Linked DNA regions of Homo sapiens: region 2 is linked to region 1. A link is a loop called in an ENCODE intact Hi-C map of the cell type or tissue named here. Cell type or tissue: psoas muscle. All regions are shown on one strand. Links, peaks and the distances in the headings refer to the core of each region. The heading gives the core; the rest is flanking DNA.

Evidence for each region. A loop is a pair of places that touch in the nucleus more often than their neighbours do. Peaks named below come from ENCODE experiments on the same cell type or tissue, not always from the same donor. Only the 100,000 strongest peaks of a DNase experiment are listed, where the experiment ranks them.
Region 2: a loop joins it to region 1, with 2.9 times the contacts of the local background. A loop is called at or near these places in 28 of 110 quality-filtered maps.

Annotation. Positions count from the first base shown.
Region 1 is chr1:26,181,231-26,184,130 of GRCh38, forward strand. It overlaps CNKSR1 (connector enhancer of kinase suppressor of Ras 1), which reads left to right. Exons shown (of 21, transcript NM_006314.3): 4 at 627-711; 5 at 1,131-1,172; 6 at 1,250-1,354; 7 at 1,967-2,026; 8 at 2,116-2,184; 9 at 2,499-2,600; 10 at 2,841-2,900. Among named protein-coding and RNA genes, the nearest start is that of CNKSR1, 5.2 kb to the left of the region's middle. RefSeq lists an enhancer at 840-1,341. In psoas muscle, for the core only: no CTCF peak of the experiment used is centred there; DNase peaks (open chromatin) are centred at 741 and 1,271; H3K4me3 peaks cover 2,022 bases; H3K27ac peaks cover 2,318 bases.
Region 2 is chr1:26,232,166-26,235,065 of GRCh38, forward strand. It overlaps CEP85 (centrosomal protein 85), which reads left to right and starts at 2,035. Exons shown (of 14, transcript NM_001319944.2): 1 at 2,035-2,145. RefSeq lists enhancers at 2,234-2,383, 2,704-2,763, 2,854-2,900. In psoas muscle, for the core only: a CTCF peak has its summit at 1,776 (motif pointing left); DNase peaks (open chromatin) are centred at 1,916 and 2,266; H3K4me3 peaks cover 1,498 bases; H3K27ac peaks cover 1,551 bases.

The sequences.
Region 1 (2,900 bases), core at 311-2,810:
AGATCATGCCACTGTACTCCAGCCTGGGCGACAGAGTGAGACTCCCTCTCAAAAAAAAAAAAAAAAAAAAAAAAGATATGGTGGAGCAGGGCAGAGGGATTAATCCACCTGTGCAGGGGCACTGGGATGCCAGAGTTCCCACCCCACCCTCCAGCTTGTAATAATCGATCTCATCAACAACCACTGAATGGAGAGCCTCCCCAACCCTGTGCACTGGCTGCTGCTTGTCCTACAGACCCCACCTCAAATGTCATCTCGGGGAAGCCTTCCCTGTTGTACACTCTCCAAGCTATACTATTAATAAATAATAAATAATAACTTATTATAAACTCATTATCCAATGTTTCATGATACTCATTACAGCCAAAGTTAAATTGATATTGATGTATGATGTCTTTACTGTCTGTTTCCCCAGTGCCTAGAACAGGGCTTGGCATGTGGTAGGCACATGACAAATAAGTCCTGTGCTAATCTCTTTAGATGTCTCAATCATCTCCTTTACTCTAAACCAAAACCCATCAGAGCAGGTATTATCCCCAAGTCTCTGAGGTGAGTAATTGGTGAGTAATTGGCTCTGAGTGGTTAAGCATAGTCCCTTAACCACTGTGCTATTCTTCCCCTGCCAGGTACCTCTTCTCCCACTTAAATGATTTCTCAGCATGCCAGGAGATCCGAGACTTGTTGGAGGAGCTGAGCCAGGTCTTGCATGAGGTAGGAGAACCAAGGGCCAGGCTTGGCCCATGCCCTAGAGACCAAGCTGGGCTAGAGCTTTTTATAACCTGTGAATCAGCCCAGGATCGAGTATGAGGATTGAGACGGGCGAGAAAGGAGGAGAGGAGGCCCTGCCACTGGGTATGGGACAATGGGGCCTGGGGTCCCCTAGCTGGCAGGGGAATTTTGACACTCAGGACAGGGAAGGAGGGGAGGGCACGTGTGGTGACTTCTGGGGGCCTGGTATCAGGGAAACGAGCCCTCTGGTTAAAACGCTGAGGCCCTGTGGTTCTGGGCAGGGGGCCAGTGTAGGGAAGGCAGGGAGGGACTGTACGGAATCCCACCCTGCCCCCAGGAGAAGGCAGTCCCCTTATGGCCCTTGCTCAGGGGAGGCCCCTGCTCTCTCATTCTACTTCCAGGATGGTCCAGCGGCTGAGAAGGAGGGCACAGTCCTGAGGATCGTGAGTCTGTGGGGTGGGAAGAGAGTGGGGGTAGGGGCGATCGGGCTCAGGCTACATAGCCCGCTCCCCTCCCCCAGTGCAGCCACGTGGCTGGGATCTGCCACAACATCCTGGTCTGCTGCCCCAAGGAGCTGCTGGAACAGAAGGCCGTGCTCGAGCAGGTGCAGCTGGACAGTCCATTGGTGAGCCCTGCCCTCCCACCTCTCACTTCTGACCCCTTGGCAGCCTTGTCTGGGCCCTGAAATAGGGTCCAGGATCCCACAGAACCCTGTGCTGCCATGGCTGGAAAGCCTTTTTTGTACAGATGCTAAAATGGAGGCCCAGAGGATTGGCCAGGGTCTCCCGTTGCTCTGCACCTCCCCAGTCCTGAGGGGCCACGCGGGTGTGGCCTCAGGTAGTGTGTTCCAGCCTTGGGATGGAGACGGGGCAGGGGCTTGGGGGCAGTTAGGAGAAAGGGAGAGGATGTGACCTTTCTTGGTTTAATCTTTGACCAGTGGGGAAGACCAGAGCCCTATCCCTGCCCTGTCCCTGCTTGTCCCTTTAGGAATGTTGCTGAGAAGCTGGTACCTCAGAAATCAGGGTCTCCAGCTTCCCTCTGGCTCTTAGCAGAGGAGAAGGCAGAGGCCCACAGGAGTAGCAAGTCCAAAGTCATACAGCAAGTCTGGGCAGGACCAGCTTGGGGTCAGCTCTTGCCACAGTTCCACCCACCATAGAGTCCTGGTGTCTGGCGGGGGTCCTGCCTATTGGCCCTGTTGCCCCCCAGCCCCCGGTGACTATAGCCTCTGCCTCTGCAGGGCCTAGAAATTCACACCACCAGCAATTGCCAGCACTTTGTGTCCCAAGTGGACACCCAGGTGAGAGCCCCACACCCTTCTCAGCCGCCCATCCCCGAGGCCTCTCACCTGCAAGCCAGGCCAACCTCAGGCCCCATTCCCCACGTCAGGTTCCCACTGACTCCCGACTGCAGATCCAGCCTGGAGACGAGGTTGTCCAGATCAACGAGCAGGTGGTGGTGCGTGAGGAGAGGGACATGGTAGGAGGTGAAGGGGTCACCGAGTGGAACCCAAGTCTGGTGGGTGGGGAGGCAACCAAGGGTTCTGACCAGGGTTGTGGGAGCTGCCTTCCAGGAGATGAGCCAGCTAAGTCTGGTGAGAGCATCCTCTGCAGAGCCCAGGTGATGGGGCCCATGGAAGCCCCCAGGAGGCTGCATGAGTGGGAGGCAGAAGTGGGAGGCTGAGAGAGAGCTCCCAGCACGAGGGTGAGAGTTGGTGGTTGCTTTAGAGCCTCCTGCCCAGGTTGATACCAGCCAGTGTTTCTGTCCCCCAGGTGGGATGGCCCCGTAAGAACATGGTGAGGGAACTGCTGCGGGAGCCAGCCGGACTCAGCTTAGTGCTGAAGAAGATCCCGATACCGGAGACCCCCCCACAGGTACCTTCCCCTGCCGCCCCCCGACCTGCCTTCAGACCCCCCCCTCCACAGGTACCTGCCCCCACCACCCCCACACCTGCCTTCAGACCCCCCCCAACAGGCACCTTCCCCTGCTGCGCCCCCCTAGCTCCCTTCAGACCCCCCCACAGGTACCTGCTCCTGCTGCTCCCCTACCCCTGTTGCCCCCCAACCTGCTTTCAGACCCCTGTCTCCATTGCTTTGTTCCTGGTTGTTCCCCAGACGCCCCCTCAGGTCCTGGACTCCCCGCACCAGAGGAGCCCATCACTGTCTCTGGCCCCA
Region 2 (2,900 bases), core at 285-2,784, 51 kb after region 1:
TGAACCTGGGAGGCAGAGGTTGCAGTGAGCTGAGATCGTGCCACTGCACTCCAGCCTGGGTGACAGAGCAAGACTCTGTCTCAAAACAAAACAAAAAAGAAAATTGACAGTAGATAATGGAATTACTTTTAAACTATAGATATCTATTACAAAGAACTGTACAAATGTACTGTTTGCTATTTGTAAATTTAAATCTCAACACTTCCACTATGTTTCCAGTCGGATTTCTCTTCTATCCTCTGTATCAGCAATTCACATCTTCCTAATTCTTCTCAGTCCTCTAGATGCCCCTGTTCCCTCCCTCCTCACATATGCCTTTCACAAAAGAAATGGAAGCCTTTCAATGTTTTCTGACTCTTCTTTCTCTTTCTTTCTTTCTTTTTCTTTCTTTCCTTCTTTCCTTCCGTCTTTCCTTCTTTCCTTCTTTCTTTCAGAACCTCGCTCTGTTGCCCAGGCTGGAGTGCAGTGATCTTGGCTCACTGCAACCTCTCCTCCTGAGTTCAAGTGATTCTCTTGCCCCAGCTTCCCCAGTAGCTGGGATTACAGGTGCCCACCACCACACCTGGCTAATTTTGTATTTTTAGTAGGGTTTTATCATGTTGGCCACAGGCTGGTCTCAAACTCCCGACCTCAAGTGATCCACCTGCCTGGGCCTCCCAAAGTGCTGGGATTACAGGCGTGAGCCACCGTGCCCGGCCAGGACTAACACTTTCTAGCTTTCTACCCTTCAGTCCATAAATTTATTCATTTAGACACCCTGTCTTAACATTTTTTTTTTTAGCCTTTACGTTAACAGAGGCTTCTGGTCCTAATTTCATATCATACCCAGGTTCATTTTCATTATCCATTAAATCTGCTATTTTATGTCTTCTATATTCTTATCTTAAAATACTAAAAGAGAGGACAAAGGATACAACCTTGGGGCACATCCCTAGGGTCTTTCCTCTAGAGTGACTTTTATTCAGTAATGAACTCACTTTGTCTGGCTCTTAAAGCTAAGAAATTATACAACTTTTTTTTTCCATACAACTTTTTTTTGGAGTGCAGGGGCACGATCTCGGCTCACTGCAACCTCCGGCTCCCTGGTTCAGGCGATTCTGCTGCCTCAGCCTCCCGAGTAGCTGGGATTACAGGTATGCGCCACCACACCCAGCTAATTTTTGTATTTTTAGTAGAGACGGGGTTTCACCATATTGGCCAGGATGGTCTCGATCTCCTGACCTCGTGATCCGCCCTCCTCTGTCTCCCAAAGTGCTGGGATTACAGGCATGAGCCACCGCGCCCGGCCTCCTATACAATTTTTTAGTATCTCTCCCTGCCAAGTCAGGTTTCTAGATACCCAGAATTTCACTATCTGAGATTCATTCCTTTGGCTGATGGTTCTGTTCTCCTTTCAAACAATTTTCCTGTCTGACTCTTCAAGCGCATATTAATGCAAATGGACTTAACAGTTCCTTTTCCTGTGGACCAAGTTTGGGGAGGGAGGCAGGACTGATCCTTTACCCTTCAACCTGAACCTTGGTCACAGGCTGACCACTGCGTCCAACCCAGACCAAGCCTTGACCCTGACTAGTCAGTGACCCAGGCCACACCCTAACTCCTGGTCACAACCTGAACCCCTGCTTCAGGTGTGAGAACTGATAGACCGGCGTTGGAATGGAAGGAGGGTGAGGCAAGCTGAGTGGGATTCTCGTGTCCCCAGCCCCGCCCGCGGGCCGCCAGCTTCCCAACCTGCACAGGCCCAGCAGGGCCCCTCCAGGTCTAGGTGAGCAGAGCTCCACCTACAGGTAAAACGCGGCAAGGGGCAGAGAAGGAGCCAAGTGGCGACGTGGTCATGCGCAGAAAGATCCGTCCGGCTCTCTGAGCAGAGGGTAGCGTGTGGGGGCGGGATACCGACGCGGCTCGGCTGCCGATTGGTCAGAAGAGGATAGAAAGGGGCGGGAAGCCGGCGCGGCTCGACTCCCGATTGGCCAGAGGCGGCAGAACGGGGTGGGGCCAAACGACGCGCGTTCTGTGGCGCGCGGCCTGGCGGGCGTGCAACGGCCGTTAGAGGAGCTGAGGGAGGGAACCACCGCTCACCGCAGACGTGGTGGCTGCAGTCAGTCTTCCCGAGTGAGGGATTTCGCCGCCCGCTTTCAGGCCCGTGTAAGTTTTCCTCCTTCGGGAGCCTCAGTCCTAGTGGCCGACCTTGCCTCTCCTCCCATAGCTCCGGCGAAGCCTCAGACGCTCGCGACCTGCCACCGTGAGGGGCCGGGGAGAGCGAAGCGCATGCGCCTCGGCTCCGAAGCCAGTGCCCCGGCATACGCCCTCTCGCGTCCCATTCCCCTCGCTTCCCCCGTTGCCTTGCTTTGCCGTCCGTGGTTCACCCCACGGCAGTCACTTTACCTGCGTGCCAGGCCCTGTGCCGATAGCCAGGGACACAGCGAGCGGCGCATTCCTTGCCCTTGCGGAGCGCACAGCCCTGGGAGTCGACGTTAAGCGGGGTAATCCCTCGGCGCGCAGTGAGGGTAGAGTGGAGAAATCTTACAAAGAGCGCAAAACAGAAGGCGCGGATCTAGTCGGAGAGGTCAGGGAGCCCTCCCCGAGGAGGAGAAGTTTGAGCCGAGATTGGAAGGCTGTGTAGAGAATTAAGGTTGTGGGACGGAAAGCACTTGGCGGGGCCTTACCCCGGTACTTCTCGGCCGGGGCGATTTTGCTTCCCTGGGGACATTGGTCGATGTCTGGAAACACTTTTGATAGTCACAGCTCCAGGGCTTGCTACTGGCATCTAGTGCGAAGAAGCCAGGGATGCTGTTACACAGCCTACTGTGTGTAGGACGCCCCCAACAACAAAGAAAAATCCCCCAAAATGTCAGTAGGGCGGAAGGTGAGGAAGCTTCCTTCAGCGAGAAGGAGCTGGT